Regions from separate parts of the Homo sapiens genome. Here region 1 is linked to region 2. Evidence: read pairs that join two places in POLR2A ChIA-PET (ENCODE). Cell type or tissue: Caco-2. All regions are shown on one strand. Each heading gives the region's core, and the rest is flanking DNA. Links, peaks and the distances in the headings are about the cores only.

What was found. Peaks named below come from ENCODE experiments on the same cell type or tissue, not always from the same donor. Only the 100,000 strongest peaks of a DNase experiment are listed, where the experiment ranks them.
Region 1: POLR2A ChIA-PET joins it to region 2 with 10 read pairs; 2 of 35 experiments call an interaction of 5 or more read pairs at or near these places.

The regions. Positions count from the first base shown.
Region 1 is chr17:28,055,701-28,070,619 of GRCh38, reverse strand. The region is part of intron 1 of NLK (nemo like kinase); the gene reads right to left. Among named protein-coding and RNA genes, the nearest start is that of NLK, 20 kb to the right of the region's middle. RefSeq lists enhancers at 12,225-12,324, 12,385-12,434. In Caco-2, for the core only: no CTCF peak of the experiment used is centred there; no DNase peak of the experiment used is centred there.
Region 2 is chr17:28,337,613-28,352,531 of GRCh38, reverse strand. It overlaps TNFAIP1 (TNF alpha induced protein 1), which reads right to left. Exons shown (of 7, transcript NM_021137.5): 2 at 12,806-13,124; 3 at 12,054-12,223; 4 at 11,206-11,295; 5 at 11,076-11,128; 6 at 10,090-10,285; 7 at 5,523-8,168. The coding sequence starts at 13,010. The coding sequence ends at 7,932. POLDIP2 (DNA polymerase delta interacting protein 2) reads left to right here. Exons shown (of 11, transcript NM_015584.5): 7 at 732-868; 8 at 1,740-1,766; 9 at 1,969-2,094; 10 at 3,370-3,449; 11 at 4,301-5,899. The coding sequence ends at 4,415. LOC124903963 (a long non-coding RNA gene) reads right to left here and starts at 4,302. Exons shown (of 2, transcript XR_007065687.1): 1 at 4,203-4,302; 2 at 3,034-3,499. RefSeq lists enhancers at 6,834-7,337, 7,841-8,344. In Caco-2, for the core only: no CTCF peak of the experiment used is centred there; DNase peaks (open chromatin) are centred at 7,939, 8,351, 8,740 and 9,176.

The DNA.
Region 1 (14,919 bases), core at 3,580-8,579, 280 kb after region 2:
CAGCACTTTGGGAGGCCGAGGTGGGAGGATCACAAGGTCAAGAGATCAAGACCATCCTGGCCAACATGGTGAAACCCGTCTCTACTAAAAATATAAAAATTAGCTGGGCATGGTGGTGTGTGCCTGTAGTCCCAGCTCCTCAGGAGGCTGAGGTAGGAGAATCCTTGAACCTGGAAGGTGGAGGCTGCAGTGAGCCGAGATCGCACCACTGCACTCCAGCCTGGCAACAGGGCGAGATTCCGTCTCAAAAAAAAAAAAAAAAAAATTAATTTCAGATGGAAAACTTACCTAAACATAAAAATTAAAACCTTAAAACTTCCAGAAAAAATAAAAGAGAATAGTTTCATGACCTTGGCACTAGACAAAGATTTCTTCTTTTTTTTTGAGACACAGTCTTGCTCTGTTGCCCAGGCTGGAGCGCGGTGGTGCGATCTTGGCTCACTGCAACCTCCGCCTCCTGGATTCAAATGATTCTCATGCCTCAGCCTCCTGAGTAGCTGGGATTACAGGCATAGGCCACTATGCCTCACTAATTTTTCTAATTTTAGTAGAGACAGGGTTTCACCATGTTGGCCAGGCTGATCTCGAACTCCTGACCTCAGGTGATCTGCCTGCCTCGGCCTCCCAGAATGCTAGGATTACAGGCACGAAACACCATGCCCAGCTAGACAAAGATTTCTTATACTGAACCAAAAAATGTACTAATAATAAAAGAAAAAGTTGATAAACTTAACTTCTCAAAATAGAATTTTCTGTTCATCAAAAGACATCATTTACAAAATGAAAAGGTAAGTTACAGAGTAGGAGAAAATACAATAGATTGATCTGTCAAAAGGCTGGTATTCAGAAAAAGAAATAAGACTCCTACAGTATAATAATAATAATGACAAACCAATCATTTAAATGGGTGGAAAACTTCAACAGAATTTTCAGGAAAAAAAAAGACATGCCAACAGCCAATAAATACATGAAAATGTGGCAAACATCATTAGCCATCATGGTAATGCAAATTAAAACTAAAATGAGATACTACTTCACACCCACTAAAATGGCTACATTCAAAGACCATCAAATTTTGCAAGGATTTGCAAGTGGGTTAGAACTCTCATCTTTGCTGGTAGTAGTACAAACTGGTAAAGCCACTTTGGAAAACTGCTTTGGCAATCTTAATAAAGTTAAATATATATGTACTCTACAACCCAGCAATTCCATCCCTAGATATTTATCCTTAGAGAAATAAAAACTTATATCCATAAAAAGACTTATGTAAGAATAGTCTAAAACTGGAAGGAACAGAAGGATGGATAAACAAACTGTGCTATATTCATACACTGACATATGATTCAGTAATAAAGAGAAAAAAACACTGATATGTGCAAGCAACATAGATGAATTGCAAAAACATTATGTAGAGTGAAAGAAGCCTCGCACATAAGAGTACATACATATTGTAAGATTCTATCTATATAAAATCTAAGAACAAGCAAAACTAATCAAAGATGACAGAAACCAAAAAAGTGGCTGCCTAGGGCAGGGGGAGGGGGATGCATGGTAGAATTTACTTGAGTGAACTTTCTGGGGTGATAAAATGTTCTGTATCTTGATTGGGTGGTACTTACTATAGTAGAAACACATCAAAAAAGGCTAGGTGTGTGGCTTACACCTGTAATTCCAGCACATTGGGAGGCTGAGGCGTGAGGATCGCTTGAGCCCAGGAGTTCAAGACCAGCTTGGGCAACATAGTGAGATCCCATCTCTATAAAAATTTTAAAAATTAGCCTGGTGTGGTGGCACATGCCTATAGTCCCAGCTACTCTGAAGGCTGCAGCAGGGGATCACTTGAACTCACAAGTTTGAGGTTACAGTGAGCTATGATCATGCCATTGCATTCTAGCTTGGGCAACAGAAAGAGATCTTGTCTCTAAAAAATAGAAAAAATTTTAAAAATTAAAATACAATTAGCAAACTTTAGTGGACATATACAAAACATTAATCAACTGCAGAATAAATATACGTTTTAAAAACAAAAGGATATTTATAAATAGTGATCACATACAAGGCCACAAGGTAAATCTCAACAAATTCCCCCCCAAAATGGTATCAATCACGCAAACCACATATTCTAATCACAACAAAATTATATCACAAGATAGTAACCTAAAAACAAATATCATTTTTGAAAATTAAAAACAGGATCATCTGAAGATATTAAGTTCCCTTGATTGTTCAGTCAGTTCCAAATACAACTCCTTATTTTACTCTTTCCCCCTTCTGACTACTGCACTTGACTAAAAAGAAAAAAAGAAAATTAAAAACACACTTCTAAGCAATCTATAGGTTAAAGAAGAAATGAGACACACAACTATGGCCAATTAATTTTATGAGAAAAGTATAAAGGCAAATCAATGGAGAAAGGACAAACTTTTCAACAAATGGTATTGGAACAATCGAACATCCATATTTTTTTTTTTTTTTTTTTGAGACGGAGTCTCGCTCTGTGGCCCAGGCTGGAGTGTGGTGGCTCCCTCTCGGCTTACTGCAACCTCCACCTCTCGGCTTCAAGCAATTCTCCTACCTCAGCCTCCTGAGTAGCTGGGATTACAGGCGTGCACCACCATGCCCTGCTAATTTTTGTATTTTTAGTAGAGGTGGGGTTTCACCATGTTGGCCAGGCTGGTCTCAAACTCTTGACCTCAGGTGATTCACCTGCCATGGCCTCCCAAAGTGCTGGGATTATAGGTGTGAGCCACCATGCCCAGACCATATATATATATATATATATTTTAAGAAGGTCTACCTACAGTTTGGATCACAATACCGAGACACAATTTTGAACGCCATAATCCTCAGTGTTGAAATCCCAAAAGAGCAAAATCCCCAAAGTCTCAATCTCTAACATCTAAGATCCCAAAAGTCACCATCACAGGATAGTTGCATCATGTTTGACCAGATCTTATGAACTATCTCCATGCTAACTGCCCAAATCTATCCCTAATGCCAGTTTTTTTATATATTGAATTTTTTTAGTTTTTTCTTTTAAAAATTTTTTTCCACTACTTTTAATTGTCAGCCTTTTTTTTTTTTTAAACAATTCTCTGTGCCATGTATTTAATCTTCACATCATTTCCAATACTGGAGATATAAATTGCATAGAGACTGTTAGAGAGTTCTAATTTGTTTTATGCATGTTTTGCAAATTTGACTCCATGAAAGTGCATTAGAATGCTGACTTTGTGTGCAAGCATTGTCCATGTACATAAAAATTGTTAAAACTTCAATAAATGAATAGATGTTCTTTTTGTAAAAAACATAAAAATAAAAATAAAGGTCTACCTAAACTTCACATCTAGTACAAAAACTAACCCAAACATGAAATACAGACTTCAGTGTAAACCATTAAACTATACAACTTTTAGAAGAAAACGCAGAATTCTTCATGACCTGGGTCAGGCAAAGAGTTTCTAGATTTAACACCAAAAGTTATGATCTGAAAAGAAAAAGTGGATCAACTGGACTTCACCAAAATTAAAATGTTTGTATTGCAAAAGACACTCAGGAGAATTTTTTTAAAAAGGAACTACAGACTGGGAGAAAATATTTGCAAATCACGTATCTGAAAGAGGATTTATATCCGGAATATGTAAAGATCATTCAAAACCTACTATTAAGAAAGCCACCCAATTAAAATATGGGCAAAGGCTTGAATAGATACTTTACAAAAAAGGATACAGAGACAGCTAATAAGCACTTGAAAAGATGCTCAACATCTTGAGTTATTAGGGAAATGCAAAACCACTATAAACAGTATTACATACCTATTAAAATGGCTAAAATTAGGAAGAAAAAATTGGATATCACCAAATGCTCACAAGCAACTGGAACTTTTATACCTTGTTGGTGGGAATGCAAATTGCGATTGCTTTGGAAAACAGTTTGGTAGTTTCTTTTAAGCTTGAACATATAATTTGAACCAGTCATTCCACTCCTAGGTATTTACCCAAGAGAAATGAAAGCCTATGTCCACAGAAATATTGTAAATGAATATTCATTCCAATTTTATTTGTAATAACCAAAAACTGCAAACAACCTAAATGTCCATCAACAGGTGAAGAGGGTTTTAAAGTTGTGATATATTAATACAATGAACAAGAACAAACTATTAGTACATGCAACATAAATCGTAAGGACTGAAATGTGCCCACTGGATTTGGTACTTAACTGCTAGTTAATAACAGGTCATGTATTTGTCAGAGCAGTTTGGGCTGTATGGTATATGGTATATGTAGAAATGACTGCACAGTGGACTGTGAATAAATGAAAGATGAAGAGGCAGAGACAGTGATGGACAACTACATTTTCAAGGACCTTGGCTGCGAAGGGAAAGAAAGAGGTTAGACTGGTAATCTAGAGGATGAGGGTTGAATTTAGGGATGAGGTTTCAGTAAGTTTACAGGGTAAGAGGAAAGGGAGAGGGGCAGAGGTTGAACACCTGAAAGAAGATAATAGTGGAGTAAAGCCTCTGGAAAAACTGGAAGAGAACAGGATCTGGAGACTGAAAAGTAAAGGAAAGCTACGTTGACATAACTTCGTCTGTGGGTGTAACAGGAAGTTACCCAGTTCCTGCATCCCTTGGCTTTATCTTCTCTGTGAAATAGGGGAATGAAGTCATCTGTAGAAACTGAGGAAGAGGTGGAGTAGGAACTTGAGGAAAGTGGTAGTGGTTAGAAATAGCTGTGTGAGCAGTGGAGAAATGAGCTGACTTGAGACAAGTCTAAGACTTGCTAGAGAACACTGAAGGCCCAACAAAGGTTATATACCATGAACCATGTCAAACTGCCATGAAAGTTTCTAAATATCTAGTAATGAGCCTCAAGCAAGTTATGGGATAAGGAGAAATGTTTTTATTTATCACTGCCAATTTGTAATAAAGTTTGGGTCCACACTAGGAGGAACATTCACCTAGACTACTACAACTACCTTCTCCCAGCTTCTAGACCTGTTCCTACTCCAAACCATTCTTCTTAGTATTGCCTGAGCCACCTTCTAAAAATAAATCTGATCATTTTAATCATTTAAGTCATTCAATAGCTTCCCAGATTCAGATAAAATCTCAAGGTATTAATAAAGCAAAAAGGGTCCTTCATAATCCAACCTCTTGTTCTCATCTCTTAGCGATCACATTCATCCTACATTCTAACCATAATGAACCAATTCCAGGTCCCCAAACACTGCCATCTCTTATTCACTGACTTTGTACATGAAATTCCCTCTGCTTGAGCTGCCCTTCTCCCTCATCCCCTGTCATCATCAAAATTTAACTCAAATATCACTCCCCTAATCAGGCCTACACTGCCTAGAAAAAAACTACACTGCCAACTGCAGGGGGGTACCATTCATAACATAATGTAAACATTGTCACATCAGAATTGTACAAACTGAGGCCCTTGGTATCCCATCTATATCTTCCCACAGTAACCATTCTGTACTTATCTGTATTTATATATCTTTATTGCAATTTGTTTATAAATATTCAAGTATAAGTTTCTCCCGGGTAGGAATTATGTCAAGGAAGCTTCCTTGACCTTATAATTTGGACTAGGTTAAATTAGGATTTTCTAATTAATCACTGTTTTTCTCCATAAAACAAAGATGGAAAGTGCTAAGAGATAACAATTAAAACAGCTAATATTTATTGAGTGTTGACTACAGGCAAGCCACTGTAGCATTTTATACACATTATCACATTTAATTTTCATAAGAACCTAAGATAGGTACCATTATAACCCCTATGTTATAGAAGAGAAAGCTGAGACACAAAGCAGTAAAGCAATTTGCCGAAAGGCACATGGCCAATAAAAAACAGCAGAATGTGAATCTAGGTAGACTATCTTAAAAGACTGCACATTTAAAATGATTTGTTTAAGCCAGGCCCAGTGGCATATACCTGTAGTCCCAGCTACTTGGGAGGCTGAGTCAAGAGGACTGCTTGAGCCTAGGAGTTCAAGGACAGCCTAGGCAACATAATGAGACCCCATCCCTGAAAAACTTTTTTTAAAAAATAATGTGTTAAATGTCTGTCTTACCTGCTTCATATGATATTAATTTTGTTCCCAGTCTACCCTCAGGACTCAAAGCCTAGTATACAGGCCTTCAATAAATAGTCTGCTAACTACCAGGTGCAGTGGCTCAAGCCTATATAATCCCAACACTTTGGGAAAAGAGGCAGGAGGATCACTTGAGGCCAGAAGTCTGAGAGCAGCCTGGGCAATACAGAGAGATCTCGTCTCTACACAAAATATTTTAAAATAAAAAAATTAGCCAGGCTTGGTGTTACATGCCCATAGCCCTAGTTACTCATGAGACCAAGATGGGAAGATTACTTGAGTCCAGGAGTTCAAGACAGTGAGACCTTGTCTCTTTAAAAAAAAAAAAAAAAAAAAAAAAAGTTTGCTAACTTAAAGATGACTCTAAATTCAGCTCTCTGAATACCTGTTAACTACTATGTTAGCCATCCTTCTTGACTTCCTCTGATCAGCAAATTTGATAAGCCTACTATGTTCCTGAAAAATTATCACTAAAAGTGTTGCAAACTCGTATATTTATGTTCAGTAGATTATTTTGACATCTCAAACCTGAACATTCACCCAACTACTGAACTGAAATCACAGCTATTTAAACTATTCAAAGGGCTAAAGAACAGACCCATTACTTTGGTAGGTTTTCCATAAAACATTATTTTACCTTTTGTCAAGGCTTGCAGTTTTTCAACAGGTAAATCAACACTCTTGTCTCATTTCGTTCAGTTTAATTATTCTTAGCTTCCAAATGCACTTCTAAGCCTTTCTCATTTTGTCACAATTCTTTTCTGCTAACCTCCTATTTGTCGCAAAGCTCCAGAGAATAAAGAGTGAGGAATAAGGTGTTCCATATTACTAATTGAATTTTTATGAGGGTGAGGGAATAAAACTTCTACAAGTTTGACTATATAAGCAGTATCTTTGGAGAACAGGAATTAGGAACTTTATGTAAACAGAGACAAAACATAAAAGAACTATCAGATGGTAAAATTACCTCCCCTCAGGAGAGCTAAATTTTAGTGAATACTTTTTACAAAACAGTTCAAAAAATTGATTGTTTTTTAAACCCAAACCCCGAGAAATGAGATGAGAAAATGAATAGACTGATGAAAAAAGTGTATATATATAAATCATCCTCGATTTTAAATTCTTTTTCCTCTTGGATGCCATATTAAACTATAAACTGAAGTATCCAACATTGAGAGTACTCAACAGTGTTTATTTGAGGTTAAGATGTTCTCACTGTGTTATCAGACTAACAATGTAACAAAGAGAAAAAGATAAGAAATGACTTCTTAAAACTAAAAATGTTGCCAGTCGCCATGGCTTATGCCTGTAATCCCAGCACTTTGGGAGGCCAAAGTGGGCGGAGAGCTTGATCCCAAGAGTTTGAGAACAGCCTGGACAACATAACAAAACCCCATCTCTACAAAATACAAAAAAATTAGCCAGACATGGTGGTGTACGCCTATAGTCCCAGCTACTTGGGAGGCTGAGATGGGAAGATCACCTGAGCCTGGGCAGCTTGAGGCTACAGTGAGCCACGATCGTGCCACTGCACTCCAACCTGGGCGACAGAGCTGTCTCAAAAACCAAAATAAAAAATAAAAATATCGTCAATCTGTCTTAATTTAATAATTTTTGATAAAAGTTATTTATCCCGGCAGGGTGCAGTGGCTCACGCCTGTAATCGCAACACTTTGGGAGGCTGAGGTGGGTGGATCACTTCAGGTCAGGAGTTTGAGACCAGCCTGGCCAACATGGTGAAACCCCATCTCTACTAAAAACACAAAAATTAGCCGGATGTGGTGGCACACACCTGTAGTCCCAGCTATGCAGGAGGCTGAGGCAGGAGAATCGCTTGAACCCGGGAGGCAGAGGTTGCAGTGAGCTGTGACTGCACCACTGTACTACAGCCTGGGCAATAGAATGAGACTGTCTCAAAAAAGAAAAACGTTATTTATCCTATGGTTTGTTGTGTGACTCAGATTATAATACACATGGCTTTAATATTAAACTTTTCATCATTATCTGAACAGCATGCATTATAGTAAATTTTAAAAATGTTTTCTTAAAACACTGTACAATTCCAGGTTTTGATTTTTAAAAGGACTAAAAATCTATACAGTCATTTTAAGAAACTTCAGTCATCTTCAGCAGCTTCCTAAGTGTTATATGAAGTTCAATAATGGTATTTACATTAAGAAAAAGAGAACCAAATGATAGGAAATGGTCAAAAAGTTAGTATTAGACACAGAACTCTTTTGATCATGAGGGCAATAAAAGTCTGAATTAAGCCACTAAATGAGGACTATGGAGTCACCATTCTAGACATCCTCAGAAAAATGCCAACAGGCTGCTCCATCTATAACTCTCGCTCTCTCTTTCTGACACTTTAATATCCCAGTCTTATTTATGCAGTTTTAACGGGCAACACTTCCGAAACTTTCCCCACTAAAGTACATGGCATTTTTTTAAGTGTCAGAAGGCACCTCCAGGTCTGGAACCCCAGCTCAGGGATTAGATGGATGGAAAGTCCAGCAAGAGGAAGCAACTGCTTGAACTAAAGCTGACATGATGGCACTGTTTTCTTAAAAAAAAAAAAAATATATATATATATGTATATATATGTATATATGTATGTATATGTATATATGTATATATTATATATATGTATATGTATATATTATATATTATATATATGTATATGTATATATGTATATATTATATATGTATATGTATATATGTATATATTATATATGTATATGTATATATGTATATGTGTATATATGTATATATATATGAAATAATGATTTGAGAAATTTGTACAGAAAAACTGGAGGTAGAAATCACCAATTACTAGGGCATTAATCTAGTATACCAGACAAAATGACCTCTTTGTGTCTCCTCTATCTTCAAGTTACAAAATAAAACTTCTAAGGAAATAAAATTGCATTTCTAGTTTTAAGGAATAACAGACTCTCATTAGCCACTTTCGTATTCTGTGGTATTTAGAAGACATCCAGATACCATGAAGTGTCTTACAGCTGAGGCCTCCACAAACCATGTAATAACTTATATTACTCTCAAATTCACGTTAGAAACTCAAGTGACATTGAAATATCACACAAATTAGCTGGTGCTACTTTTGTCACTAGCACTGTTGAATCATACATAACTAAGGCAGCAGAAAAATCATCTCTGGGTTCGTTCAAGACCATTTTTCTTTTAATGTCTTTTTTTCAATTTGCTTCTAACTTTAAGGTTATAGACACCTTTTAAAAATAGCTCATAGAATTACAGAATGGTAAAACACTGAAACTGGATAAACTCGTACATCAACCTCCAACTCTCAGCAACTTGATTACTACAGGAGTCTATTTAAAACTAACTGGCCCTCAGGAGGCTGTGGAGGATCGCTTGAGCCTGAGTTCAAGGCTGCAGTGAGCTATGATTGCACCACTGAACTCCAGCCTGGGTGTCAGAGCCAGACCCCATCTTAAGTGGTCACTGATACAGATTTTCATTTAATAAATTGTGGGTATATTTCAAAGATGACCACTCTACTACTCATAGACATTTAGGTTGCTTTCAATCTGGGAGGATGATAAATAACAGTAAATGAACATCCTTATAAATATATCTTTGTATCTAAGGTCAATGATTGCTCCAAAGAGCGTGTGCATTCAATTTTGCGAAACTGCTCTCCAATCAAGACTCCATCCATCCATGCTATCATAAAAAATTTGAGTGTGTGTGTGTTTCACTACATCTGCAACAACTAGGATTATTACTTTAAAATATCTAGCAGTTTAAAAGTGTTATCTATTTCTGCATGTTTATTAACGAAAGTGAAATCCTTTAATGTTTTTTAACAATTTGTATTTCTTCTATGTGCCCATTCTCTAGCTTTTGCCCATTCTCTGTTGGGTTCTTCAAGTGTATTTCTTGTTGATTTTAAGAGCTCTTTAGGCTGGGTGTGGTGGCTCATGCTTGTAATCCCGGCACTTTGGAAGACGGAGGCAGGAGGATCATCTGAGCTCAGGAGTTAGAGACCAGTCTGGGCAACATAGTGAAACCCTGTCTCTATTTTTAAAAAGTAAAAAAGAGAGCTCTTTTAATATTAAAGATATTAACTTTTATTTTTCACATATATTGCTAATATCCTCTCCCTAGATTTTGCTTTTTCTTTTAGGCATTTTTTTATGGTATATTTTACCAAATACACATCTTAGATGTCTTCATAGACAAATCTGATGTTCTTTTCTTGCTTTAAAGTCAATAGTGTCTTTCCCTCCAAGATTATAAAAAGTTATATTTTCTTATTTTTTGGCTTTGTTTCTTAAAATCTTTAATCCACTTGGACTTCATTTTTGTATATAATGAATATAAACTTTATTCTTCCCCACTGCTTGCTAAGTATCCCAACAAAATAAACCAGTGTGCTGGGACTGGTGCATGCTGCTCATGACAGTTACATTTTTCTGGAATTTTGTAAGCTGACTGTGAAACATAACCATAAAAAACTATGTTATATAAACTTAGAATAAAATAAATCATATTTAAAACAAAGGTAACAAATACTTAGGAATCATCACTCCCTAGTTATTTTATTATGATTTATGCTCTTAAGGTTATCTAACACCTATTTTATCTGTATGATGAAAATACCATATAAGGGCGTGCTAGTGCATATCTTTCTCCAATTCAGCATTTAGTGACTTCACATTAGTGGTTTGAAATTGGCCATTATAGTATTTACACCACAGAGATCAGCAAACCCTAAACTACAGCTTTTTTATTTTTCAGAGAGCCTGTTGTTAAACATATGCCACCATACCACTGGAATAAACCATTCTTTGTTCACTAATTTGAAAAAGGATCTCTAGTATACACTAAATTGCCATTTATTCATACGTTTATAAAACAGAATAAAGAGCTTAGAATTGAACTTTTTTTTCTACTCTAGCATCGCAGACTACTTTGGTATGTTTTGATATATTAGATAAGACTTTGGACACAGTTTCTATTAACTGGATCTCTATTTTTCTAACATAGATCACAGTACTGCAAAGAAAAGGGTATTTCCCTAAACAGTTCAATAGCATTCTTAACTTTATGTAGATTATAGAAAACAGTATAAATAAAGGACTATTTCTTTTCAAAATAAAGGACTATTTCTGGACATAGTTGGTTACCATATACTATTTTTAGATTAGAGCTCTCACTCTTAAAAAAAAATAAAAAATCCAAACATAAGAAAACAAAACCAATACCATCGGGTTGGGTCTAAATAATAATAATAATAAATAATAACAAGTGTCCTCTCATAAAAATTCCGCCAGTGTGTGAAGAAATCGGGATCTTTTAATACATAATGGCAAGAACCAACTATAGTACTTTATTTTTTTTTTTTTGAGACAGGATCTGGCTCTGTTGACCAAGCTAGAGTACAGTGGCACAATCTCAGCTCACTGCAACCTCTGCCTCCTGGCCTCAAGCCATGCTCCCACCTCAGCCTCCCAAGTAGCTGGGACTACAGGCACACTCCACCATGTCCAGCTAATTTTTGTATTTTCAGTAGAGACGGGGTTTTGTCATGTTGCCCAGGCTGGTCTTGATCTCGTGAGCTCAAGCAATCCACCTGCCTTGGCCTCCCAAAGTGCTGGGATTACAGGTGTAAGCCATGGCGCCTGGCTGCTGACGGTACTCTTCTTTCAGAGTCACCATCACATACAAACTCAGCATTGGAAACTTTCTTCCTTTTTTACATAGAGATGGGTCTTGCTATGTCACCCAGGCTAGATGCAGTGGTTATTCACAGGAGCAATCATTGCATACTAAAATCCCAAACACCTGGGCTCAAAAGCGCCTCCTGCCATAGCCTCCTAAGTAGGCTGAGTAGCTGAGAATACACACATGGGCCACCATGCCCAGCCTAGAAGCTTTCAATTCAGCAACCAACAGGCACCCATCATGGGACCAGGCTAGGCTCTGAAGAAGCAACTAAGACATGACCCGAATCTTCGAAACTCTCATCATTTTTAGTGGATCGGTGGGTAGAGAACATGTCACAAGTGGTTATAAGCACTTACATTAGCATTGAAAGAAACAGATTGTCTTCAAGAATGAGTATCTACTTTAAGAGGAAAAGAAAATCAGGGTACAAAAACTAGTTATTTAAAGTTTGCCCACCTACAGAGACAAGCTGATAGATGTTGATAACTAGACCTTCAGCACCTATACCAGTTAAACATTACGGTGTCCCTATTTAATGTCTTTCCTGCTGAGGTACTTTAAGTCAGTGATTTATTTGAAGATACTGATATCAGCTGCATCAAGAAAACCAGTAACTGTTGCCTATGTACTTCCTTAACTGTCACAAGCCATTTAGATTTGCACTCCAGCTACCTCATTCTAGGTGTTTACATTACGAAACTATGTAGTGAAATAGCTGGGTTGACTCAACAGAACCACCCTTTTTGCATCTAAACTGAAAGACCTCACTTTTAAAGCCTTGCTGTCATTGGATTTCTTGTAAACATAGTATCTTATATTGTAGCCTAGGCAGCAAACACAGCAGTTGCCCTTTTCACACATACAGTTGACACAGTGATGATTTCAGCCTTTTCCAATCATTAACTCATATTTTAGATTTAAAAATCTATTTCTCAAGGCTTTGTACTATATATAGGGGAAATAATCATTACCCTTGGGGAAACAATGGCTCATTTACTGAAAATGAGTTTAACAAAGGAATTATTTGGTACTGAAAAATACAGAGCAGTGACACAAATCATAGCATCATCAGCTCATATGACTGCATTAGGGTAATTTACTTTAAAAAAAGCTACAATAACTTAAAATTTAACTTCAACAATAAAATCATGTCCTCTGTCACAGAATTGTGAAACCAGATCTTACACTATTTTGAAAATGTTCCCTTAAGTCTCAACCTGAGATAAAAACCACAACAACAAAAAAAAGTTTGTAGAATGGAATATTTCTATACTGCCTGAAGCTCAGTTTTGACTGGTACATGTTTGATTTACACATTTGATTTACACTGAATTTTGTTTTAATTATTAAGAGAATGAATAGCATTCCAAAATAGTCACAAGCTTTAAAACTTCGAGTTCCTTCTCTAGTTGGAGAGCTTACAAAATTCATTACATGGAACAGTGAGTTGATGCAGTGACCACAAATTTCTTAACACTGTATAAGTCTTAAATTAATCATAACCCAACCTCCGCAAATTCTGTAGAAATAGCCTCAAAGTAGGTAATGCAGTTGGGCGTGGTGGCTCACGCCTGTAATCCCACCACTTTGGGAGGCCGAGGCGGGTGGATCACCTGACATCAGGAGTTCGAGACCAGGCTGACCAACATGGAGAAACCCCCTCTCTACTAAAAATACAAAAATTAGCCGGGCGTGGTGGTGCATGCCTGTAATCCCAGCTACTCAGGAGGCTGAGGCAGGAGAATCGCTTGAACCCGGGAGGCGGAGGTTGCAGTGAGCCAAGATCGCGCCATTGCACTCCAGCCTGGGCAACAAGGGCAAAACTTCATCTCAAAAAAAAAAAAAAAAAAAAAAAAGGTAGGTAATGCAGAAGTCACAAAATGTTAATTGAGAAGAAATCTAGGAGTGCAGTTTCTGGATATATCATACAATTCTTTCAAATTTCCTGAGGTTTAAAACTTTTCAAAAAATAGGTAGGGGAATGATATGCTCAAAATAAATATACAACTTAGTTACATTGGATATATCATACAATTCTTTCAAATTTCCTGAGGTTTAAAAGTTTTCAAAAAATAGGTGGAAGAATGATATGCTCAAAATAGATATACAACTTAGTTACATATAACATGAAAAGACTGAGTTGTTCTTCACCAAAAATCTTGTAGTCTGTGACATTTAATCAGAAAACATTTAATCAGAGTCACTGGCCCACACAAAATAACCAACAGATTAATCTAAATATTCCATGGTTTTTCTCAGATGCACGTTCCTGGTTTCATTTATATAGAGTTTTCATTTTTTATTTGTTTTGTTTTTGTAAGAACACTTCCTCCATTTTCAATAGGCATTTAGTTGGACAGGTATTACTGGTAAAGCAGCAAAACAGCAAAAACTCTGGCTCAGCCCCCAACCAGCTGTGCAACGTTGAACAAATCTCTTAGCTTCTCTGGGTCTCAATTTTCCCACTTATAAAATGAGGCAGCTAGACTAGACGCATTCTAAAGTATCTTCCAACTCTCTAGTTTCTTTGAGGCAGAGCTCTAGGCTTGTGAGAATGAAAAAGCCCTCAAAACAAATGACTGAAATCTCATTCTGCAATGTTAGTGAAACAAACAGGATACAAAATTGTAAATACAGTGTGATCATGATCCCAACTCTAAATAATACTACAAACACACCCACGCATACCAGGTCAAAGTCTTGTAAACAATACACCAAAATGCTATCAGTGGTTATCTCTGAGTTGTAGGTTACAAACAACTGTTTTTCCTTTCAGCTCTTCTGCGTTTTTCAAGGGTCCTACAATAAACATACTATTACTCTGATAATAAGGAGGAGGGTGAAAAACAAAGAAAAAAACCTTCCTTTTATGTGCTAAAGAAAATTTTACATTTGGAAAGCATTCTAGAATTTGAATGAATTTTTCAAAAACAGTTGGAGTTAATCAGAAAAAAATCTCTAGTGAAGTCACATACCTGATACCTGTCAACCATCACACAAAAGCTGTTTATTTTCCCTAAATTAGTAAGTTTTCATGAGGTACTATTTTTTTCACTCATACTGAAACCAGTAATAATAATTGTGATAGCTAACATTTACATAA
Region 2 (14,919 bases), core at 5,729-10,728:
GGTGCTTGTGGCTCACGCCTATAACTCCAGCACTTTGGGAGGCTGACACGGGCAGATCACTAGGTCAAGAGATCAAGACCATCGTGGCCAATGTGGTGAAACCCTGTTTCTACTAAAAATATAAAAATTAGCTGGGTGTGGTGGCGTGCACCTGTAGTCTCAGCTACTTGGGAGGCTGAGGCTGAAGAATTGCTTGAACCCGGGAGGCACAGGTTGTAGTGAGCTGAGATCATGCCACCGCACTCCATCCCGGCAACAGATCAAGACTCCGTCTCCAAAAAAAAAAAAAAAAAAGAAATAATTCCAACGCTCTATTTCCACAACCCTTTTCAACCTCCTGTTAGAGCTGTCATGCCTCATAGGTGTCATACCTGACAGATGACAGATGGCAGTTATTTCCTTACAGATATGGAAACTGAGGATCAGGGATGATGACAAGGGACTCAAGGTTGCTAGTAGCAGAGTGAGGGCTGAAAACCAGGGCTCTTAACTGCCAGTCCGATTGTTTTCCCATTGTATCACACTAGCTCCTCAGGGCTTATTCTTGGTAGCAGTCCTGTGCCTTCTTCCAGCCTGAACTTTTGCTTCATGTATGAGCACCTTGTTTGCCTGGGCCACCACTAGGGAGGGTTTTCTAGGAGGGGCAATCGCACTGGACTATTGTGTGATTGGACTAGATACAATTGTATCCACAACACACAATTGGACTAACCAATTGTATCTTGCCCCAGCACCTCCTTTTGTGGCTCGGGAGACGCTAAGGGCCTGGCAAGAGAAGAATCACCCCTGGCTGGAGCTCTCCGATGTTCATCGGGAAACAACTGAGAACATACGTGTCACTGTCATCCCCTTCTACATGGGCATGAGGGTATGTGGCCAGCCTGGACCCCTTCTAGCAGGGGTAGGCCCCAAGGTGTATGGTGTCCTTAAGGTGACTGCCGGGGGAAGGGAGTCTAAATATAAACCATGTCCCTGTGGTTCTGCTTCCAAGTGGTGGCATGTGTTGGGTGGGGTTGAGTAGCCTCTAGACAGTGGCTGACACCAAGACCTAGAGCGGGCAGGAAAACTCATAGGTCCCAGGAAGGAATCCTTTATCCTGTCTCTTCCCTCTTGCTCAAAGGGAGCCATGTTTATGAAGAATATACACATAATTATTTAAAGCAGTGTAGGCATAACACTTTTTACACATTATAGACACTTACACATCGCCTGGCTGTAAGCATGTGCAGTGGTAGGGGCCGCCCAACTCCACAGACAGAAGCTATAGGTCAGAAAAGTACGTATAGTCAGTGCATGCTTGGATACAAATATAAATGAAACACCGTCCCTGTCTTCCAGGACCTTATAGTAGTGGAGGAGGCCAACTTAAAGTATTATAGCAAGGGACAGTAATGGGAGACAGGAGGAGGACAGGGGCTCAGGGCAGCAAGGATAGGGGGCAGGGCTGGTGAGGAGGGCAGTGAAAAAGGTAAGAGCCCTGTAACTGATTTCTGTTGGCATCCAGCTCTGTTGGTGATCTTGAAGGGATGAGGAGTGGGGAGGCCAGGAGTGGATACAGGGATGTTGCCTCCCTGTGGGTGTGTAGGCCATGGTTCAGCTATCACCCTTATCCCACAGATACTCTCAGCTTGGTCTGTCTGCAACCTTCCTGGAATACATCAACTGCACTGGAGAGATGTTGATTGGAACACACTTGGTCTTGCCCTGTGGGACTTAAATTCTTTTTGTTTTCTCCCTAGGAAGCCCAGAATTCCCACGTGTACTGGGTGAGTGTCACTGTCTGGGAGAAGGGGAGCTTGTGGGGTGTGCCTGGGGGTCAGGGTGGAGGTGGGGGAGCCCACCTTCTGACGAGAGCGGAACCTGTGCAGTGCATGTGTCAGCTTTGTTGACTTTTGCTTTGCACAGAATTCTGAGGAGGGTTACCCAAATTTTATTTTTTTTAAACTCTCTCTCCCACACCCACCTCAGTGGCGCTACTGTATCCGTTTGGAGAACCTTGACAGTGATGTGGTACAGCTCCGGGAGCGGCACTGGAGGATATTCAGTCTCTCTGGCACCTTGGAGACAGTGCGAGGCCGAGGGGTAGTGGGCAGGGTGAGCATCCTTGGTCTAGTAATTCTGGTCCTGTGTGGCAAGCCTGGGGGCTTAGCGCATGGCTTCCTTCTCCTTTGTTGTTATAGACAGAGGCTCACTTTGTGAATACATTGTGTTGTTTTGGGTTAGAAATCTTAAAACAACTACATGAGATATGTTTCTTGAAACCCATTTCATAGATGAAAAGAGTGAGACTGAGAAGTTAAATAACCAGCCCATGGTCCCATAGCTAGTAGTGGCAGGGCCTCAATTTAAACCCAAGTGAGTCTGAAGTCAAAACTTGTGTAGTTTTTAAAACTGGTATAGTGTCTTTTAAAAACTAAAATTTGAATGTCGTTAGGTGGGGCACACACCCCCACCAATCCCTGTGGTCTTGCCTCTTTGCCCCTTTACATGTTTACATCCTCTGCTGGTCCTTGAAGAGATCTGATTTTATAATCCCTGCCTACCCAACCCTGTCTCCTGAGAAATAAAGTCACAAGCAGTACTGGTGTCAGGGGCCACATTCAACAAGCATTTATCAAAGTCAGCGAGGACTGGGGAGGCAGTTGGGCAAGTGAATAAGAACAAGGCTTTGGATTTAGGTAGTCACTTCAAATTCCAGCTGAGTTATATATTAGCATAACTTTCGGCAAGTTATTTAACCAAAATCTTAGTTCCTTACTCCTAAAATGTGGATCACACCAGTTATCTTATGATCATTAGGAGAATTAAAGCAGCAGAGGTTTGCAGAGTACCTGCCGTGGTCCCCGCCAGCATGTGTGAATGGACACTGGAGGGGATATCTCCACAGGAGGTCCTTTGTTTTTAGAGACAGGGTCTCGCTGTGTCACCCAGGCTGGAGTGCAGTGGTGCGACCATAGTTTACTTTTCTGGGCTCAAGCAATCCTCCGCCTCAGCTTTCTGAGTAGCAGGACTACAGGCACACACCACTATGCCTGGTTAGTTTAAATTTTTTTTTTTTTTTTTTTTTTTTTTGTGGAGATGGGGTCTCACTGTGTTCCCCGGGCTGCAGAGGAGGTCCTTTGCCCAGTGCCTTCGGACATTCAGTCTGAGATTATCTTTCCCAGAGCCAGCATAAAAGGCCCAGCCAAATGGCCATCTATGGGAGGAGGTACTGGCAGGAAGTGTATCATGCTATGGGAGTGCCTGCTGTGGTGGTGGCTGGGTAGGGGACATCCAGTCTTGATGAACTGGCAGTCAGCATGTAACCCTGGGGTGCAGGAAACATGTCCCTGGGGCTTGGCCTGACCCATTTTGCCTAAACCTTTACAGGAACCAGTGTTATCCAAGGAGCAGCCTGCGTTCCAGTATAGCAGCCACGTCTCGCTGCAGGCTTCCAGTGGGCACATGTGGTGAGTGAGTGTGCACAGCAGTAGGGGCCACCCAGCTCCACAAACAGAAGCTGTAGGTCAGAAAAGTGAGAGCTTAGAGCTTGCCATTAACTCTGGGCCAAGTTACATTCTTAGAGGGAGCCTTATCTGCTATATTGTTGTGTGGGACTTGTCTGATTTTCTATTACCGCCTGTTTCCCAGTACCCTGTGATTTGTGGACTGAGGACTTAGGCTAAAGAGGTCTGGTGATTTGATGCTGCAGAATTGCTTGTATAGTTGGGTTTTTTCCCTTGGTGTTTCACTCCTTTACCTGAAAATGCAGTTGGCTAGCTTATGCAGTATGTATCTAAAGGCCAGAATCTGGACAGCTGTGTTTTCCTTTTTTCTTTTGTGAGATGGAGTTTCACTTATTGCCCAGGCTGGAGTGCAATGGCACAATCTTGGCTCACTGCAACCTCCGCCTCCCAGGTTCAAGCCATTCTCTTGCCTCAGCCTCCCGAGTAGCTGGGATTACAGGCATGCGCCACCACGCCCGGCTAATTTTGTATTTTTAGTGGAGACGGGGTTTCTCCATGTTGGTCAGGCTGGTCTCAAACTCCCCACCTCAGGTGACCTCAGGTGATCTGCTGGCATCAGCCTCCCAAAATGCTGGGATTTCAGGCGTGAGCCACTGCAGCTGTGTTTTTCTTTTCATGGATAACCATGAGGGGCTCTTGGGTCTCTGGACCAGTCATCCTGTCATGAGCTAGAGATAGAAGAGAGCTCAGGCTCACATGTCCTCTGTGGCTGGCAGCTGAGGGCATGGGGCCATCCAGATCCTTAGGAGGCCTCAGCCCTGGCTCCTTCTAAACCAGCTTCTTTCTGACTGTAGGGGCACGTTCCGCTTTGAAAGACCTGATGGCTCCCACTTTGATGTTCGGATTCCTCCCTTCTCCCTGGAAAGCAATAAAGATGAGAAGACACCACCCTCAGGCCTTCACTGGTAGGCCAGCTGAGGCCCCAAGTGCCCAGGCTTGGTCACCGGGAAGAACAACTCTCATCCCACAATTGCTGCAGAACTCTTCTCTCCCCATCATGGGCCACAGTGGGTCTCTTAATTTGATTGTGGGGTTCTTTTTGTGGGGAGGGGTGGTATAACTTTTCTTCAGAAGACCCATGTGGGACACCTCCAAGGCTGGCCTCCTCATAAGCCCTGCCTACACCATGTTCCAGTAAACCTCTCCACCAAGGAACTGTGTTCAGCTGCCACAGGCCTGGAGGAGTTTCCTGGCCTGTCACGTGAGGTTTGATCAGTAAACCAGTGCACGCTTGGCCACCCTTGCCATTTCTGCTCCCAGAGTCTCAGGCTCCCCTTCTGACCCAGTGTGCGCCCTTGACTGCTTTCTTTGCTGCCCTTCCAGGGAGCTGCCCCCCTGGTAGGGCATGTGCCTGTTTCCCTCTCAGCCTGGAGGCTGGCTGGACATCTCCTAGGGTCACTGTGCCTCTCAGCTAGTTGGCGGGGGTGCTGGACTGGACTCTTGTTCACTTTACCTTCTGCCAAATGCAGAGAGGGAGGCCAGTGTCAGGGTCGGAGTGGCCTGGCTCTTAGCACTGACCGACCATTGCCATTTCTGGCCTCGCTAGGCCCAGGAGAGGAGGGAGGCAAGCCAGTCGGGTTTCCTGGAGCAATGGGTGTGCCAGCCCTCAGCATGACTCTGCCAAGCATCCAGACCACAAATGCAGGAATTTGGCTGAGGAGCAGCTTTAGGTATGGATTGATGACTAAGTCAAGCTACTTCCTGAGCTTCTCTCAGATTTCCAAGAGCCAGAGATGAATTGTGCTGCATCTTGCCCCAATTCTTAGGATTTCTTTTCCTCCGCCACTGCAGTGATTGTTAGAGGTAGTTTTCTTGAATTAATATTAAATCACAGTTCCAGCCCTTGTTATTCTTGTCCTTAGTCCTCCAGGGGGAGCTGGGGTTGCAGGGCAACAGTACAGTCGCGCTTACGACCTGGCTAGAACACAAGGTCAGATGATAAACAGAAGCACAGGAACTCAGCCCATGGCCGCAAGCTGGTCAAGGCCTGCTCACTGTAAACATGGCTCTGTACCATTGAGTTTAACACAATTTTATTAGAAATTAGTGTTTGCTTCCATCACTTATGCTGAGCAACCAAATATTACAGTTATGTGATAAAGGAAAAATTCTTTCCTGCCCAGGACCTGCGCCATCCTTTAGGCCGACCTTGGTCACATACCAAATTCAATAAAACCCAATACTGGCCTGTGTTGTTAACAGCAGGCTGCCAGGTTTCTCAGAAACTGACAAGAAAATCTGACCTTCATCCATACTTTGTTTACTTACCCCTGGGCTGCTTGGAGTTGAAAAATGCACACAGCCAAGAGTTGCTTTCTGAATAGGGCTGGAAACTTTCAAAGAAAACCCCCAAACTTTTAAGTCACAAAGTCTGATTAAAGAAGCTAAGATCATGTCAGTGAGTTCAATGTTAGTATTTTCCTTAAGACCAAGGAGAGATTTTCAGTCAGAGAAGATAAATGCCCAGTCCCAGACTACTGTGCTTTCTCGGCAAAAAAGACTGAGACACTGAGGATGTGAATGTCAAAGTAGTAAGCAGGGACTAAAGGGGATGGGGAGGTCAAAAGGCAAGCATCACAACACCTCAGTGGGGAGCTGGGAATTTGAGTGTTAAAGGACCTCAAGAGGGCAGCTGAGAAAATAGGCCAGTGGTCTCAGGCTGACGCATTCCAGTCTCTGTGGGAAAGTCATAAAGCCAAAGCCTGAATTTGGCCAAAGAAGTGGATTTGTCTTTATCTTGTTACCTCAATGAGGGCTGGAAGAACTAGTAGCTGATCACCAAGGTACCTGACCTGAGAGTCTTAGTGCTGTTTATACATTCAAGACTGTGACTAACATAAAATGCCTAATTAGAAAGTCACATTTCCCCTGTCCCGCCGTCATGTCACTTCAGGTCCTTGTGTCTAACCCTGGGTCTGGCATTTGCCCATAGGCTCTGTGGCATCAGCTATCATAAGAGTAGTCAAGAGAGATGAACTTGATAACCTGTGTTCTCTCCAAAGAGCAGAAAGTGGGTACTATACGTGGCTACGTTGCTTTGTTAGGCTGGCAGAACAGTCCCTCCCTGACAGCATTCCTTTGGAAAATAATTCAGATAAGCTGAATTCTGGTTTGGCCAAGCCAAACAAAAAGGAATGAAAACCAAAGCCCTAAAGAGGAACTCACCTCCTGGCTAGTGCTTGGCATCTCCATGGCTGAGTTACCCAACAAGGAGTGAAGGCCTTCAGGGTGCTTCGGTTGCTCCTGTCATCCCGCGCTCAGAGACACCACTGGGCAGAACCGCCATCCCAGCCAGCACCAACCAAGAGCATAGATGGTGTGGGCAGGGAGTAGATGTGTGGCCAAGCATGTGCCACCTCTGTAGGGGCTGCTGGGAGTTTGCTGTCCTCAGCTGATGGGCATGCCAGCCAACACCATGCAGTGCCCACGGGCTCCACGGTCTTCCTGCCGTGGCTCATGTTTCTGGCCCATGTGACAGCTCTTTGGCTTTACCGTATGTGAGGACAGCATGGCTGGAAGCCAAGGGTACTCAAGAGAATCACAAAGAGCAGTCGTGCTAGACCTAGGAGTCAGTGATGTGACTATGATGTGGGGGTAAAATGTCCTTTCTCACAGGCACCCTGTGAGGACTGCCGGTCCCAGCTTAGCCATCCTTCCCTCCTCGGTGCACTCTGAGCTGCTGGCCAGGCTGCAAAGCCAGAGCTGCTCTGTCGGATGTTTTTTTTTTATTGCTTCCTCTTTATCCCCTCCCTCAGATTGATTCTGCAGGGAAGTGGGGATTAGGGTAGAAAGACATGGGTCAAGGAGATTATCAACCTCCTGAATAACAGTACAAAGTGCTTTAAAGAAACAGATCCCACAGGCATGGAGAAGGGCCAAGGGTTCTGTCATATGTAGGGTCTTGGCACCCTGGAGGGCAAAAGAAATGCTCAGTTTCCTCATTACTAGATTTAGAATTATTCATTTCCTAGATTATTTTTTAAAAACCAAACTTATCAAGCCTGTGCTTAAACACCTTAGGAAAAAAGACGTCCCACTTTCTGCACCAGGGCCTCTACAGCACCAGAACTGCCTTTCCCCCAGCTGAGGCCTAAGGGGCAGTAGCCTTCTGCACAGGGCCTAGGGGAAGGTTCTCAGCAGGAGGTGGGTCAGTCCATATGCCCCAGGGAGCAGAAGCAGCTCCGTCGGGCAGGAAGGGTGATGGTGAGCAGATAGGACAGGACGCAGTCTCCAGAAGTGCTCAGGGGCAAGGCAGGGGAATGTGGTCCCTCCTCTGCCCAGACCCTCTGACCTCTGAGCAGGGCCTGTCATGCCTCTGGGTGCTAGAGCAGAGACCCAGGCAGCAGCAGCATGGGGTGGCCAATGGGGCGGGTTCCACAGGATGGGAGATAGGGCCTCCCGTGCCCTGACTCCCTGAGGGTCTGGTCAGTCGCGATGGGTAGACTGGTGGCCGAGCTGCCGGTCATCGTAAGTGCTGTAGCGCTTGACGTGGATGCGGCGGACACGGTCCCGCAGTTCAAAGGTCTCCTCATCTTCACTGGGGGAAGCCTGGCTGCGGCTACGGCTTGTGGCCTCCAACAAGGAGTTGTCGGGGACGCGGGGAGTCTCATAGAGTAGGACGTTGAGTGTCTCCTCATAGATTCGGGCCTCTGGGAATTCCACCTGGGGTTAGGGAGGAAGAAGGTGGAGCAAGGTTTCATCTTCAAGAGGAAGCCATGCGTCAGAGCGGCTGGCCCTGAGGCTCCATAAGGCCTCCGCTACCTCTCATAAAACAGGTGGCGGTCCGTCTCCAGGGAAAGCCAGCCTCCCTCCGAAGGCGGGGTGAGGGGATGTACTCTACAGACATGAGGACAGGGAAGACCAACATCCTCCACACCCCTGCCCCAGCCTGAGACCAAGGGACTAGTGGGCATAGAGGGTGGGCCAGAGCTAGGTCCCAACACAGCTCTACCACTTGCTAGCTGTGGAGCCTTGGGCTGAACCCTTCTGGGCTGCAGCTCCCATATGTACAAAAGGTTGGTTCAGCTCAACCCCTGAGAGTTGCTGTCAACATTACGGGAAAGATGTGATTGCTTAGCAGAAGATTGGCACACAGCAAACCACCAAGCAGAGGCATACACAGAGCAGCTGCTATGCTGAGTGGTTATGCTGCCTTTCTCTGCCTGCCTGACGCAGTGTGTCACCGGCATGACCTGCCTGGAGGAAGGAGAAAGGGAAGGCAGTCAAGCACCTGAATTCTAGCCAGACCTGCTCTGTTGGACTGAGCTTCTGTTCACTCATCTGTCACATGGGGAGAGTGGCTCTAGCCCTGCGTGTCTCACAGGCATGTTGTGAGGGGTCACACGAGTTCATGAAAGACAACACACTTAAGAAGATGCCAGGTGCGCTGCCACTTCCGTCGCAGCATCACCAGCCACTGGAGACCTGCCCCTGAACCCTTTCACCACCGATAGGGTCAGGAACCACCTGTCGCCCTCCCTCCCACCCCTACACCAAAAACCGCAGAAGGAAGCAGGGCCACCTGTAAGTTGGCCTTCCCCAAACCCTCTGCAGATCTCCCAGCTGGAGGCACCTGGAGTAGTTTGGGGGTCGACAAGTTGCTTGGCAAGTCTGGCTACTTTGAGCTCTTCACACCCACATGGCCCTTCCTGGATGACCTGCCATCCACCCCAGCGTATCATCTCCAGGACCTGCACTCACAGGAGGCAGCTACTCTCTGGGGTAACTGACTGCAGCCTGGGGGAGAGGGGCCACCTGAGTTTGTGATGACTGTCACCTATCAAATGCCTCCTGTGTACCTGGCACTAAGTTGATTAGCCAGAAACCCCCAGCTGGTTGGGGCCAGTAAGGAGATTTTATTTTATTATTATTAAAAGTGTTTGGAAGTGGAATCTTGCTATTTTGCTTAGGCTGGCCTCAAACTCCTGGGCTCAAGGGATCTTCCCACAGCAGCCTCCTGAGTACTTGGGACTACAGGCATGTGCCACGATGCCTGGCTAATTTTTCTATTTTTTGTAAAGACGGGGTTTCACCATGTTGTCCAGGGTGGTCTTGAACTCCTGGGCTCAAGTGCTGTGCCCACCTGTGTCCCTGGCTCAGACAGGAGATCTGAACAGCATTCTAACACGAAAGCCCAAGCTGTTTCTACACCACACTGCTGCTCCAAAGAGTTGTATCATTTTCATATCTCGTTAAATTCATACTATCATCCCCATGTCTGCAAATGAGGAACCTGAGGCCCAGATGGCTTAAGTGGCTTATCCAAAGTCAGAAAACTGGCAAGTGGTGTGAGCCAGCGTTCAAACCTGAATTGGGCCAACTTCAAAGACCCAGTCCTTCCCACTGTACTAGGCTACTTCCTGGTGGTCAACGGCCCCTGCCCTGCGCTGTCAGGAACAAAGCAGTTCCCGTCCATTCCCCACACCCCTTGTTCTGGCCTTGTCCTTGCCCAGCACCATTACCGTGTTTGGAAAAAAGAGCCAAGTCCATGCCCCTTTTGCTCCGTGCTGGTCACAGCCCGACCACGTCCCCCGCACAGTGGGTGTGTGTCCTCCCCTACCCAGGCAGGGGCAATCCCCCACACCTTGGTCTGCTTCTTCTCCGTGGCATACACGATGGAGGTACAGCACACCTCTGCCAGCTTACGGCCCTGGCCATAAAAGGACCAGCAGCAGATCTCGTCACCAATGACATCCTTGATGAAGAGCACGCGGCCGTTGAAGCGCAGGGAGAGCTTGTCAAACAGCTCGATGTTTTTCAGCAGGTGGTCGTCAGAGTTGCTGAAAAAAACATGAGGGCCAAGCGGCTGGGAGTGAGGTTCCAGTCCAAGGGAGGGTGCTAGACAAGTGGGGCCCTCCCCTCCCTCCCTTCCCCCATCCTGTCCTGCCGAAATGAAAGCAAGATGCCAGGGGGCCAGGAGAGAAAGGATCATAGGGTACCCTCTGGGTTGGGGGGCCTGTGAGGAAAAGGAACTCAGTTGGTTTTAAGTCAAAGTAGGGACAGCTGAGGAAGGAGGTCTCCCCTCACTAACCCTGGAAGGAAGGAGACAAGGCTGCTATGTCAGTGGGAGGCATTCCTTCCCTTACTGTGGGGGTGACAGTGGCAATATGCCTGGCCACAGGGAATCATAGGGAGGGTTTGGGACTCTGAACCTGCAGCCACCTGCGTCTACCTAACTGTGGCCTATGGAGAGGACATGGCCTGGAGGGTGTGGGGAGGGAATCGGCCCAGTGTGAACTGCACAGGCTGGCTTGGGGGACTCCCAGCTCACCGGCCTCCTAGCATCCCCTCCACCCGGTAGGATGACACGTGTGAAAACACCTGCCATGCTGCCTTCGTGATACACGTTGAGGGCGCATTTCACCTTCAATCATTTATATCCCAGCCAGGGCACCCTGCTGAGTTCCAAAGGCCTCTGTCCCAATTTCCCTTCTACTTTCTGTTTTTCCCCAACTTGGCACAGCCAGTTCCAAGACCCAGGCCCAGACCCACGCCGACCGTGCTGGGAGTACAGGCAGTACTCCTTGGGTCTGCTGCCCAGTGTCTGTTGAGCCCTGTGACGCACCCTACCTGGTGTAGGAATACTTGTTGTTGCTTCTGTTGTACAGCAGCTTCACCACGGGCTGTGAAGGAGTTCAGAGTGAGGGGCCAGGCCAGGGGACTGGCATCCCCGGCCCGCACCCCTCAGAGGTCCTGGTACCTTGGTGGAGGATTCGATGAGCCGCTCCTCCTCCTTTAGGGATGTGATGATGGGGATGTTGCACACAGGCTGGTAGGAGTCCTTCTTGTCCTGTGCGACACAGAACAGAGAACCCTCTTTAGGATCTTCTGCTTCCCAGGCTTATCGAGGTATACCTCTGGAGCCCCTCTGCCATGGCCACCCGCTGCTTGGTGAGGAAGTGTCAGATACAGATCATGAGGCCCCTGACAATAGAAACTGCCAGCTGGAAAGCAGACCCCCAGTTAGAAAACCCAAGATCCAGGCCGGGTGCGGTAGCTCACACCTGCAATCCCAGCACTTTGGGAGGCTGAGGCAGGCAGATCACTTGAGCCCAGCAGTTCGAGACTAGCCTGGAAAACATGGTGAAACCTCATCTCTACAAAAAATACAAAGATTAGCTGGGTGCCATGGCGCATGCTGGCATTCCCAGCTACTCTGAAGGCCAAATCACGAGAATCACTTGAACCCAGGAGGCAGAAGTTGCAGTGAGCTGACATCGCACCACTGCACTCCAGCCTGGGTGACAGGAGTGAAACCCTGTCTCAAAAAACAAAAACAAAAACAGAAACAAAAGCAAAAACAGAAAAACCCCCTAAAATCCGGGTAGCAAAGCATAGAAACCAGAAGCAGGGCCTACTCACGCTGCCAAGTGTGAACACCTGGCTGCCAGGTTGGTGGGCCTGGGTGGCATCTCACTTGTCTCATTAGGTTTGCACTCATCAACCACGCCTCCCACACAACCTGCCAGGAACCAGAGTCCTCCATCCCACAAGAAGGGGGCAACTCCTGACCTCATCTGCCCGCCCTGCTCCGCCCCACCCATGTACCTGCAGGGCACTCTGGCACATATTCACCAGCCCCTGGATGAGGTAATACTTTGCTTCAGCCATCAATTCCTTGATTTCTTGCCGGTTCTGAGGGAGGGTGATGGTGTCATCTCGGAGGTAATTCAAAATGGTGCCAAAGTGCTTTCCACAACGGTCTATGAGGATCCAGCCTAGGGGTGCAGAAGGCCCTACAGGGTTAGTTTGCCGCCAGGTACCTCCGAGGCAGGCAAAGGCCACCTGACAAGCTGGCGGCAGGTGGCAGGGAAGGGGGTCCACGAGCACAAAGCCCTTACGCAGGGTGACAGAGGCGGGGATGGAGGTTCTAGCACTCAGGCCCATGGCTGCTCTTCACCCTTCCTCTCTGAAACCCAGAACTGGCACATCCCACGGGGGATACAGCCCTCCAGGCTGTAGAAGCCACAGGGGCCTAGGCTCAGGGTACCAGGCCCAGCCCAACACAGAAACCACCAGCCACTGCCGGCCTTCTGCCCGCTGCCCAGTCTTAAGGTGACGGCTCCTATGAGAATCTTGTCCTATTTAAATATTTTAAAAGTATGGCTCTTCTTCCTGGAAAATGCATAAACACAGCATTCCATATACAATTTCACAGAATTCTGAAGCTCTACTAGGGACTCCAGGTGAAGACACCCTACATAAAGTGAAGAGGAAAAGTGACTGAATTCTAGATCTGGTCATTTCCTTGGGAACTCCTCCTGCCCTCCCCACCCCGAGCGGCAGCCCCAGTGCCTCACCTTCTTTGTCGGTCAGCACCTCCATGCGCCCACTGAACATGGCCTTGAGCATGGTGTCGTGGCGGGTCAGGGCCCGCACAGTGGTGTAGTACAGAGAGCCGCCCACGTTGAGCTGGACATACTTGTTGCCCAACCCTCCTCCCTTGAAGCCACTGAGCTTGGGCTTGGCCCCTGAGGCTGGGCACAGGCAGGTGTCCCCCGACATCTCCCGCTGCAGGTAGATCACCACACGGCAGGAGGTAGGCTTGGAAGGCTCCGCCGTGGTGGAAAGGGTCACGAGTGAGTGGCCAGTGGAGGCCAGAGCCTCATAATCTCAGTGCTGTACATGGGAGAGGGAAGAGAAGACACGAACCAGCTGAGACAGCCCAGGAGGAGACAATAGCAGAAACACGACCGTACTCATTCTCTCCCTGACAAGCCCAAGCACTGCTCCCTGGCAGAGGCTAAGTCCCTGCCATTTTGCTTTCTTTTTTTTTTTTTTTTTTCTTAGAGACAGGGTCTCACTCTGTCACCCAGGCTGGAGTGCAGTGGTGCCATCTCGGCTCACTGCAGCCTTTGCCTCCCAGGCTCAAGTGATCCTCCCACCTCAGCCTCCTGAGTAGCTGGGACCACAGGTGCACACCACCACACCCAGCTAATTTTTTTTTTTTTTTTTTTTGGTAGAGACAGGGTTTTACCATGCTGCCCAGGCTGGTCTCGAATTCCTGAGCGCAGGCGATCCGCCCACCTCAGTCTCCCAAAGTGCTGGGATTATAAGTATGAATCACCGCGTCTGGCCTCCCTGCCATTTTTACTATAGCAGGAACCAGGGCTGGAGGCAGTCTCCCAGACTCCTGCCCTGGTCACCTCATCAGCCTCCCTGAGACTCAGCTCCACTCAGGGCAGCGAGGAAGACAAGCAAACCCATGGAACCAGTTAGAGAGGGCCAGAGGAACAGATCACCCTAGAGATCTACCAGTCAGATTCCAGTTACTTTCTTGTCAAGGTTCCCAGGATCCCAGACTTCCAACCAAACCTACTGGGAATCCAGCCAGTCTAGGAGTTTCCCAGGAGCCAGAGGGACAGGATGCACTTCCTTTCTAAAGATTCCAGCCTCCAGAGCAGTCTGTGCCAGTGTTTATTTTGAGCACCACCGAGAGTCTGGCTTCAGGAAGGAAAGTAAAAGCAGCTTCAGGAGAGAATGCAGTAAGCCAGGGTCGGGGGTGCCGGCCAGTGTTCTTGGTGCAGGTTACCTGGGCTTCGGCTGGGGCTTCCTGACCTTCCCCTTTCTTGGCACCAGCCTTGTCCCAAGTTCCTGAAATTGTCACCATTTTTCAGGGAAGAACAGCTATAGGATGGCTGTTTTCCTTTCTTTTTCCTGAGAGGGAGCCCAGCCCTACTCTCCTCTTCCCTCCCAATAAGAATGGGAGAAGAAAGGACTAGAAAAGATCAGAGGATAAATCTAAAAACAATGAGGTGAGATGTGTGCTGCCACCTGCCTGTACTCCTGGCTACTCAGTAGGCCGAGGTGGGAGGATCTCTTGAGCCCAGGAGTCAAGACCAGCCTTGGCAACATAGCAAGACCCCATCTCTTGGCATTTAATATGTACTAGCTCATTTAACTCATTCAGCAATTAAACTACTGAGTGCCTACTATGTTAAGCAGTAGGGAACAATGAAAAAATATTGTCTTTGCCTTCAAACAGTTCAAAGAAGCATCATAACAGGAATTTTTAAAAAGAGAGAAAGCTAGCATTTATTGTACCCCTACGTGCCAGGCATTGGGTACTCAGAAGAGAACACATATAGAAAGTCATGTCCACATGGAGCTTACATTCTAGTGGAAGGAAACAGACTAGCAACAAGGACTTAAATAAATAAGCAGATAATTCCAGAACCTGATAAATGCAATAAAGATAATAAAACAGTGATATGAGAGTGATTAGGGAGAGGCACTAATTTAGACAAAGGGACAGGAAAAGCATCTTTGGGATGGTGACATTTCAGCTGAGGTTTGAAGAGAGCATTGTAGACAGATGGAAGAGTAAGTGCAAAGTTCCTGTTAGAAACAAGTTTTAGGGGGCGGGTGTGGTGGCTCACACCTGTAATCCTAGCACTTTAGGAGGCCGAAGTGG